Linked DNA regions of Mus musculus: region 1 is linked to region 2. The links are chromatin contacts, found by Hi-C or POLR2A ChIA-PET in ENCODE. All regions are on one chromosome and are shown on one strand. Each heading gives the region's core, a stretch centred on a gene start or an enhancer-like site at or near the end of the contact. The rest is flanking DNA. Distances are from core to core; before and after follow the strand shown. Region 1 holds the start of Pfkm (phosphofructokinase, muscle). Region 2 holds the start of Asb8 (ankyrin repeat and SOCS box-containing 8).

Evidence for each region. A loop is a pair of places that touch in the nucleus more often than their neighbours do. ChIA-PET counts read pairs that join two places held with the same protein, here RNA polymerase II (POLR2A).
Region 1: a loop to region 2 is called in a map of gastrocnemius, with 5 times the contacts of the local background. The contact joins the promoter of Pfkm here to the promoter of Asb8 in region 2. A Hi-C loop is called at or near these places in 10 of 37 maps with a recorded cell type or tissue (gastrocnemius, heart and left cerebral cortex). POLR2A ChIA-PET finds 5 or more read pairs at or near these places in 3 of 5 experiments (Patski and embryonic stem cell).

The regions. Positions count from the first base shown.
Region 1 is chr15:98,106,413-98,111,574 of GRCm38, reverse strand. Pfkm (phosphofructokinase, muscle) reads right to left here and starts at 3,104. Exons shown (of 23, transcript NM_001163487.1): 1 at 2,964-3,104.
Region 2 is chr15:98,143,792-98,149,009 of GRCm38, reverse strand. Asb8 (ankyrin repeat and SOCS box-containing 8) reads left to right here and starts at 3,308. Exons shown (of 4, transcript NM_001170710.1): 1 at 3,308-3,409.

The DNA.
Region 1 (5,162 bases), core at 1,855-4,354, 37 kb after region 2:
ACACGCACGCACGCACGCACATGCACGCACACACATGCACGCGCACACTGGTGTTATGAGGAGACCTTTATATCCTGTTCATAGGATACATACATACATATACATACATGTCCATAAAATGCCAATATACTCGTCACTCTCTGTTACCCAGGTTAAAACCTGTTACTTTTAAAATGTGTCTTGCCTGCCACTCAGAGTGGAAACTGCCCATTACTAAACCCTGTTACCCTTCCCTTTTCTCTCCCCTCCCCATCCCCTGTTTTCTCTCCTCGCTGCCTTCTCCCTGAGCTGTGGCAAGAGTGGAGCTGGTCTCCCTTTAACACTGGAGCTTGCCTTGCCCTTCCTCACTTTGTTTCCTATCTGAGGCTTTGGCCACTTTGGTGTCTACACACACTTTTGCCCAGGCTAACCCACCAATGTCCCTGTCCACTCATCCAACCAACCATACATACATGCATTCGTACATACATACATACATGCATACATACATACCTCACTCCATTTCAAGCCACACCCCCTCACCCTTATTAACCTACTAACTCTTTACTAGCTATCAAAGGGCCAAGAAGCCTTCTTTTTTAATCTCCTGCAAGACACATATTGTTTGGAAATAATAATTGTTCATTTAGCATTTATATACAAGTTTAGTGACACTTTAATTGCTTTCTATACACTATTAGGAGGGTTGGGTTGGGTCAAGGGCCAGCAAACTATAGTCTGTAGGACAGATTCATCCTTTCTCACGTGTTTGCATGATAGCAAACTATATAGGGTCCTTATATCTCAAATGGTTGCAAAAATAGTCTATGACATGAAAAATTATTGAAATTCAAATTCCTGTATAACACACAGGGCACAGTGGTCCTTGCCTGTAGTCTCAGCTACTCCAGAGTCTGAAGCAAGATAACTGATTGAGCTCAAGAGTTCAAGCCCAACCTGGCAACACATTGCAACCCCGTCTCAGAGACACAAAACACAGAAAGCAAAGGCAGAGTCCGAGCTGCCTGCTCATCCTCGTTCTGCGCTCTCACACTGGGGCAGGGACTGGAGCCATGGTCTGGCGCTGTGCAAAGCCTGAAATACTGTGTCCTCTTAGTAAAGTCTCCTGACCACTGGACTGCACTGCTGTTAAGGGTAATTCCTCTATGTGGACTGAAAATTTCTCCGGGGCTGATTATTTTTAATTTACATCCAGTGCTGAAGAAATGACTCAGCAGTGGCTGCTTTCTCTTCCAGAAGATCTGGGTTCAATTCCCAGCACCCGCATGGCAGCTCACGACTCTCTGTTAGTCATCCGCACTGGATGCCCTCGTCTAGCATCCACAAGCATGAGGCATACATGCGGTGCACAAACATACATTCAGACAAAACTTATAGCCAAAAAGAAAAAGAAAACAAGGCCAGTTCTAGAGCTTACGCACTGAAGTTTGTGCACACAGGAAGCTCAGTAACACTTGCTGAAAAGCATCAGTGACCCGATGTACCACAGATGTGTGAAGAGCAGGCTTGGGGTTGGGTGTAGCTCCATAGTCTACTGCTAAAAGCACACTCAGGTCTGGGAATATGCTACAGTTGAACAGCATTTGTAAGGCCCTGGGTTGGATACATCACAGGTAAGGAAAGGAGGGAGGGAGGGAGATGGAATCAGTCTGGATGGCCATAAACAGATTAATGGGTAATGGAAATGTGGTACATGTATGGAATGGAATTTTACTCAGCTATAAAGAAAAAAGCCTAAATTATTGCTTTTTTTTTTTTTTTTAGAAAAATGGATGGATCTACAAAGTGTAGTATTAAGTGACCCAAACTCAGAAAGACAAAAACTACATTTCCTCTGTCTCTCATATGAAGCTCCTACCCTGTAAAGTAGACCTGTATACGCATGAACGGGAGTAAGTGTGGGTAAACCCTTAAAAATTAGAGACGAGACCAAGAGAGATGAGAATAGGTGATGAAGGATGGGGGAGGGGACATGAAAGGAGAAGAGAACAGAGGGGTGCACAGCAAAGTCAGGGGTCACGGGGTGGGTGGGGGAGGTGAGAGAAAAGGAGGGTCTACTAAAACGAAATTTTGTTCTAAAATGTCCCAGAGATAACTAATAGCTCATATGCTAATTTGAAATAAAAAAGCAAATCAAAACACTCAGGCACATGTAGGACTTAGAAAGTGACAAACCGGGAAAGCAACATGAACACACATAAACCTGGCATGCTAACGTCTCGATTTCTGCTGGTCGTGAGAAAGACTACATGATTAGAGAACCCAATGGGAACCCAAAATTTTGGAAAAGAAGAACATTTATCTAACTGTTCTGGCTCTTTTTCCCTGAGGGTTTTTCTTTTATTCCTGGAGTTCGTCACCAGATTGGCTCATCACCTGTAGAAGCCCCCACACTTCCCCATGTCGTGCTTTCAGTGGAAGAGACGAGTTCACCCTACCAAGGTTAGCTGGCCTGTGACAGCGGCTCACGTTCTCCTGAGTTTGTATGTCAAGAGGCACAGGACACAAAAATACATGCAGTTCGTATGCCCCCATACTTCATGGACTCACGGTGACACGCATGTGACATAGTCACTGATGCTAAATATAAATATACAGAATCGTATGTGTGTGAGCTCGCAGGGGGCAGGAGGAACACAGCCTGGAAGCATCATAGGTGCACCAATTTGAACTGGATATGTGCCAGGGGAGGGGTCAGGCAACCAAGTGCAACACAGCCCAGCACCCCTGCCCATGCCTCTGGGATCTGAGCGTGCAAGTGCTGGGCGGTTAACCGAGGGGCTCCGCTTCTTCACGAGTGCCCAGCACCCATCCCCCCTCTCGCCTGCGATTTCGGATGCCTTGTCACGTCTGGCCCTCTGTTCCTTTCCGTCCTCCCCACCGCCTGCTCCCGGCACGGCACGTTCGCTCCCACCTCACTCTTGGCTTCGCCCCTCGCTCTCCACCCAAGGCCTCCCTCTTGCCTTGTAGTTTTAGCTCTCCTCCGCCGCTGCTTTCTTGCAGATTGTCCTTGGGGAAAGGGGGAGGGGAGCTTGGCGAACACGGGGAGGAGCCAGGTGGAGGCAGCCGCGGGAGGAGGAGAGGCTTCCAAACCTCTACAGGCCGAAAATGGCAAGGAGGCTCCGCCTCCCTCTGCTTGCCTCTCTCCTCCTCTTCCTCCACCCCTTAAGAACCCTGATGCCTTGTGGCCGCTGCTTGCATGCTTGCTTCCCGAGCACATCTTTATCTTGGGAGCTAGCTGCTCGTGTGCGTGGTGAGGGTTAGAATTTATCTAGTTGCTAATCTTGTCTCCAACTAAGCCAACTTTTTCTCTCCTGGCTTGTCTGCTATTCCTTGAATTCAAACGTGTGCCACTGTTAAAATCCAACCACAGCAATTGACCACCCCTATCGCGCTTTCAAGGGACATGTTTATCTGGAGTCTGTGTGCCAGGCTTTGTCTTAAGACAGATACCTGCCTTTAAGAAACACAGAACACTGGTATATCTTATACAATAACCTCAAAAGTCTTTCCACGTTTGCATCATTTCTCAGAGAGGAAAGAGGGCGAATCCAGCTTGCATGCTACCACGGACCAAAGAGGGAAAGGCCCCTTCTCAAGTCCGCAGCAGCAGGTTGCAAGAGTCTGGGAGGGAAAAGCTACCTCCCAGAAGATACTTTTGCAGCAGGCGCTCTAAGGAACACTGGGCTGGTGTTCCCTGAGCACCACCAACATCCCCAGCTCACACCCTCTGCTCTGCTGCCTCCCCTCTTGTCTTTGCTTGAATGCTTATCCACAGTCAACTTTACTCTGTGTCCCAGGACCGGCGGATTTCTCTACTGCCCTTTCTTTCTCTGCTAGCTTTGCCTCTGCCATGTACATTCCGGCTGCCAACGATAAGAATGCAAGTGAACCTATAAAACCGAAGGCAGTATTTGCAAATCATGTATCTGATAAAGGACTGGGATGTAGAAGAAAGACCCCTCAGACCTGCCTAGTAACCCCACCCGGTGCTGGTGCGGTCTGCCTTTCTGTACCCTTTCCCCCACCCACCTCCCATCTTCTACCTCTCTCAACCCTCATCTGAGAGTTTCTATTTGTCGTAGGTGGTGATTAACACAGCAACCACAGCTGGACAAAGTGCAACAAATAATAGACCGCACCCCCACCCAGGAGGCCCAGGAATCATTCCCAAGGAAGGGTCAGAAAGAAGGGAAGGGCCAGAGGCAGTGGGAGGCTGCAAGGAAAATTATCTTATGGGCACACCGGGGCAGCTGCAGATATGAATCCAGAGCAGTTTCGACAGCATTTACAAAATCTGTGCAAGCCAAGTCCAGACCATTCCAGCCATGGAGCAAATGGCAATCCTTAGCTGCTGGAGGCAGGGAGAGACAGTTTTCTGAGAGTGTAGCCCCTGATGAGTTGACTCCAGAGGAAGACCACATCCAACATTGTTTGGGCAGCACAGATTGGTCTTAAAGGGTTAAAAGAACACAAAACCGGGTGGGTAGCGAAGGGGAAGAGATTGGGAAAAGCATGGGGAGTGGGGATGAATTTGATCACATATGTATATATGTATGTATGTATGTACACATCAGAGGAGACTCAAACCTCTCATAGAACTAACTTTAAAAATAATAAACTTTATACGCGAATAAAATCCTCTAACAGCTCAGTAGTAAAAAAGACAATACGTTTTAAAATGGGCAAAGGATCTGGACAGATATGTTATCAAAGAAAACACAGTTGGCAAATAAACATACGCAAAAACATTCATTTGTTCTACCACCAGGGAGCTAAGAGACTCTTACCCAGCTATCAAATGGCTCAGATAGGAAGAGATAATATTAAATACAGTGAGACTGCAAGGCCGACCTGAACATTAGTGAACATCGTTCATTGTTGGCAGAATGCCCATTAGTTAAAGGCAACTTAACAGTTTCCAGTCACAGACATGGCCATCACATAACTCTTAAATGAGTTACATCATGCCCTCAAACATATTTACAGCAGCTTTGTTCACTCTTGCCCCAAAATAGAAGCAAGACATCTCTCGAGGTAAATAGGTAAAGAAAGCGTGGTATGTTGATATGACAAAGCACTATTCAACAATAAGGAAAATTAATTATCAAGCCGTGAGCAGACATGGTGGAAGCCTAAATGCACCTTTCTCAGCAAATCAG
Region 2 (5,218 bases), core at 2,059-4,558:
CTATTCAAACTAGAAAGGACAGAATCAACTCAGTACAAGGAGCACATAGGGGTGAGATTCAAATGTGAAAAGCACAGGTCATGGAGTGTGGTCAAAATGTGAATTTTGGCTTTTAGCATCTTTTCAAATGTTTTACCTAGGAGCTAGGGCTAGGTTATCTTCTTTGGTTCCTGAACGGAAAAGTAGGTAGACCTTTACTGTTTTCTCTAACAATCAATCTTTTACAGAAAATTCCTTGGGGGGGGGGGAGTAAGTCTAAATTTAGTAATTAGAATATTTCTAATCTAAAAATGTTAGTCATATTCTCAAATCTTCATGCTAAGGTATTAATTCAAGACTGCTCTCTCCTTCCCTCAATGGAGCCCATGGCTGGTGGCCACCAGCCTTCGGCTTTCTCCTAGATTATGACATCTCCTTCCACTCACACCACCAAAGCTCTCCTCCCTGTTAGCCTGCTGCTCTTCCATCTGCTTGTGTAAAAGCAGGAGGAAGCAGGATGCCGGAATGCAGAGGGCTGCTCTTTGGAAGGTCAACAGATGGTAAAAGCTGATTTTTTCCCCCCTTGAGGCCTTTAACTATTCTTTGGAGATTCCCGTCAGCCCTCATAAGTAAATTTGAGAGACATGGAAGTGCTGGTCTACAATAAACTGTGAATTTTAGGCTTCCTTTGTCTGTCCCTAACTTCAGCCTTCTGGTTCCCCCATGCCTCTAGACTGCTTTTTAGGCGGTAGGCAACTCCGTGTTGCCTGCCTGTTACGTGGCCCAAATTTGGTCCAAGGAAATTCTGATATGTTCATTCTCTGCAGCTGCAGCTCTCTCCCGCTTAAAAGCATGAATGATATCGGGGTTATTGACTTGACAATATCAGGGAACACCTTTCAAACTCTCTGGTGCCAAAGAAGCTCATTTGCTTGAGAAGAAAGAAATATTTGGGCGGCAGGTCAGGCGGGAGTCAACAGCACTAGTCTCCCCTTTGAAGCTCTAATAGCTCTCCGTCTATGTGCTCTTGGTTTCGTTTTGGGTAGAACTATTCTTCACCGTGCACCTTGGACATAAAGCCTTGTTGATATGATCATCCTCTGTCTTCCAATCCTTAATGAAAAGGAACCACACTTCATCTCTGTCCCCCGAAAAGCTGAGGCCCTAGGAAGTAAACGCTCAGTAGAAGTCCCGACAAATCTCAAGCAAAGTCTCCAAACACCTCAAGACAACCTGGGTGGGCAGCCTATTTTATTACCACTAGCAAAATGCAATCACTCACACATTTAGAAAATACTGATTTTTTCCCCATAATCTAAAAGCTTTAATATTTACTGCTCAATAAATTTGGGGATTGCGTAGAGGAAAGGAGAGCAACCATCAGGACATAGAATTGTCTTCTCAAAAAAAAAAAAAAATTCCCAGTGCAACAGGAATTAGAGACATTTTTTGAATAGTTTGTCTAAAAAAGAAGAAAACCAAGAACAACATAAAATAGAAAAAAGGACAAAAACAATATTAGATTTTATTTTATTTTTTTGGTTTTTGAGACAGGGTTTCTCTGTGTAGCCCTGGCTGTCCTGGAACTCACTCTGTAGACCAGGCTGGCCTCGATCTCAGAAATCTGCCTGCCTCTCCCTCCCAAGTGCTGGGATTAAAGGCATGCGCCACCACTGCCCGGCTCAAATATTAGATTTTAAATGTGACAAGAAGTCAATGTTTTACAAATAGGCAATGTTATAAAGATTTCATGTTACTATTCTAATTTTTCTGTATGTTTGAATATTTTTATAAAAATATTAAAATTTAAAATTGAGAATCATTATTGTCCTTATCTTTCTTCAGGAAGAAGAAGAAAAAAAAATAGAACAGACACTGTAGGCTTTGCAATTTTATAATGAAGTGCTCTCAAGCTCCATTTTGTAGTACAGTACCATGACGATAGCTATACAGCGGTTTGAAATTGGGCAAGTGAGAAAGCATTTGGGAAGCAAGACTTTGTTTTTTACTTAAAATCAAATTTTCTAGAAATAGAAGGATATTTAAGTATTATTACAGCCAATGAAAGACCCACAATGTGAGGGCTCCCCCACGTTCTGACTCAGGAGAGGCGACACCCCAAAATCACCCACAAGAAACGGGTCTTGCTGCAAATTGCAAGAGGATTTTTATTCAAGAGCGCTCTCGGGCCCATGGTCATACACCACGCAGGGGTAGAGGACCGTGGCGCCCTGAGTAGCTGGGTAAGGGGGTATTTAAAGGAAGAAACCGAAACTTAAGGAAGTGGGGAGGGTGTTGTTGGAAGATACCAAAGATACCAGTTAAGAGTCACAAGGAAGTGTAAAGTTACAAGAGTCACAAGGAATACCTGGTAATTGTTAACTCTCAAGACAGCTTCTAAGAGCCTCTAACAATAGCACATTTGCATTGCAGGTTCTGGTAATGGCCAGGGTGACTTTCTTTGAATGAGCACTCTTTGAACCCAGGAAGCGGGTGGGTAGAGGAATGTTGCTCTCTTTTTTGATTAGCATACCTTTACAAAGGCCACATTCCCAAGCCTGGGCCTAAAGGCCTAGAATTCTGTTTTTACGTTGTTATACTTTCACCAACACTCAAGAAAGATAATACTCGGAGAAATTGAGCGAAATACATCAGTCTCAAAGCCAATGCCCGAACCCTGTACTCTTCCTTCTGTGTTGGGTCATTGAACTACAGCTGGCCCAGAACCTCCGAAGAGAGGTGACTGCCACCCTCCAGGTTACAGTACTTCATCTTGCTAGATCCTTAGACCCTCTGCTGTGTACAAGTGCAAACCTGCTTTTGTTATGTAGTGGGTAAATTCTGAGAGAGAGAGAGGGAGAGAGAGAGAGAGAGAGAGAGAGAGAGAGAGAGAGAGAGAGAGAGTTAGTTCAAATAAGCTGGGCTTCCTCAAATCAAGATTGAGAGGCAGTCACCAGCAGCTTGCTCTGTCAATTATGTGACGCTTGTACTCTGAAATGGATGATGCTAAGCAGAGAAGACGGTGGGGATGTGGTGCCAGGACTGTTTGCAGATATAGACTCTGGGAGGCAGACTAATGGGATGCCCTGGTCCACACAGACGCAGACTTATAAGAATAGGCTTAAAATTCGGGATTTTCCTCCACCATTGGACCAGGACACGAGGCCAGAGGCTAGGAGTGATCTAGCGATCGCGCCCACGTCCTATAAGCAGCGACAGGGGAATGCGTCCAGCTCCTTAGGAAAGTTTTAAGAACCCACCAACGTCCACAGTCTGCGCAGGCGCACTCGGCTCGCTCACACTGGCCTGCGCGCAGGCGCCCACGCACTCGGCCGGCTTGCGCTGTAAACCCCGGGGCTGATGCGAGCCGCTTCTGCTTCCGGGTCACGCCTTGACAGCGGCTTCCCGGACCGATCTGACCCGCGGTTCGGTGAGTGCGGCCGTGAGTGCGGGACGGTGTTGAAGCCAGCCCCCCTCCCCACCCCCAAGTCGGTGCTTCGCAGCCTGTGAACGCCCCTTAGCCGCCTGCCCGGCCTCTGTGCCTCCGGACCCGGCCACCGTTCCCGGCCTTTGCGGGTGGTGGGGGCGGGGGCTGGTCGGCGCCCCGGGGTGCAGGCTGAGACTCCCGGGACTCGCCCGGATTGCTGTGAGCGCCCGGGGGTCCCTGCCGCAAGGGACGCAGCAGCCCTGGCCTTTGCTGCCCTGGCCCCCGCCCCTCTCCGTCCGTCTGTCCGTCCAGACCCGGCAGCTGCGAACCTCCAGCTGTCCGCGTCCTGGGATTGGGAGCCTCCGGCCAGGCCAAGGGTCACCGCGGGGGCGAGGCCGACGCCGGCCCTGAGCAGGGTCTGTTGAGTGTATTTGTGCATTGCTTTAAAAAAAAAAAAAAAAAGTTTTCTGTACATTCCATAGGAGGGAGAAGAAAAAACAGGGCATGGAGCAAACGAGTCACAGCTGAGGGAAGGACCCACCGGGGTCAGATTGCAGGGTTGCTGGCCTCGGGGGCCACAGGGAAGTTGATTATCTTGATCTATCCTGACAGCAGATGCTGTCCTTGCGAAAGGCACACAGTTTCACCTGGAGCTTCAAGGTAGAGTTCTTAGCCTGGAAGCCAGGAACATCCATAAAATGAGTGCAGGGTTTAGTGCCATCTGCTTAATGTACCAGGAACTTACACAACCACATCAGGTCAAGCCTTCTGCTTTGTCCCCTCTGACCAACACCGTTGCTGAAACCCGGACTATACCTTTGCGCCCACCCCACCTCCCAACCCCATGCTTTTTTGTCCCCTTTGTTACAAAGTTTAAGAAAAAAAAAACAGGATTTGCCGAATTCTAAGCCATACCCACAGCCTCGCATACCTTTCAGACAGCTGTTAATGGCTACTGATTAGCAAAAAGAAACTAGAGTTTATACTACATTATCGAATGTATAAAGGGATAACCCATCGCAAATTTGCGCTTCTTAGTAGTTGCATGTGTAATTATATATATATATTCTACAGTAAAGCTTTTGCTTCTGAGTCACACCCTGACAGCAACTTACCTAACCCAGGGGTTTGGTGAGTCCGATCCTGGGTGCTTGATGCTGTGATGCCAATTCAAATATGGATTTAACAAATTTATATTGAGGACCAGCATGTGCCAGGCACTACTTAAAAACCTTCTCATAACCTTTACTCTTAGGGGTGGGGTTGATTTTTTTGTTTGTTTGTTTTTCGAGACAGGGTTTCTCTGTGTAGCCCTAGCTGTCCTGGAACTCACTTTGTAGACCAGGCTGGCCTCGAACTCAGAAATCTGCCTGCCTCTGCCTTCCAAGTGCTGGGGATTAAAGGCGTGTGCCACCACGCCCGGCATTCTTTCCAGTTTTTGATAGGTGCTTTTTTTTTTTTTATAAGGATGCACCACCTCAATAGCTGTTATTTAACACATCTTCCATAGTTAAAGCTTTTATTGTAGTTGAATCTAAATACGTTGAATTATTTTCTTTCACCGCTCATCCTAGAATTCTCTACCATAACGTAGTTTCAACACATTTGCACAGCCATATTTCTCAGGCATGTTGACTAGCCAGTTATTAAAATGTTTTTATTTTAAATCTGCTTATTACCCAGAATTGGAAGTATTTTTTTATTGGCTTGAAGTTTTAAAGATTTGTGTTGATTCCAGAGTGGTTCTATGCTTACTTTCCCCACTGCCCGGCTTTTTTTCTCCTTTGAATATTTGAAAATATTTTACGGGCT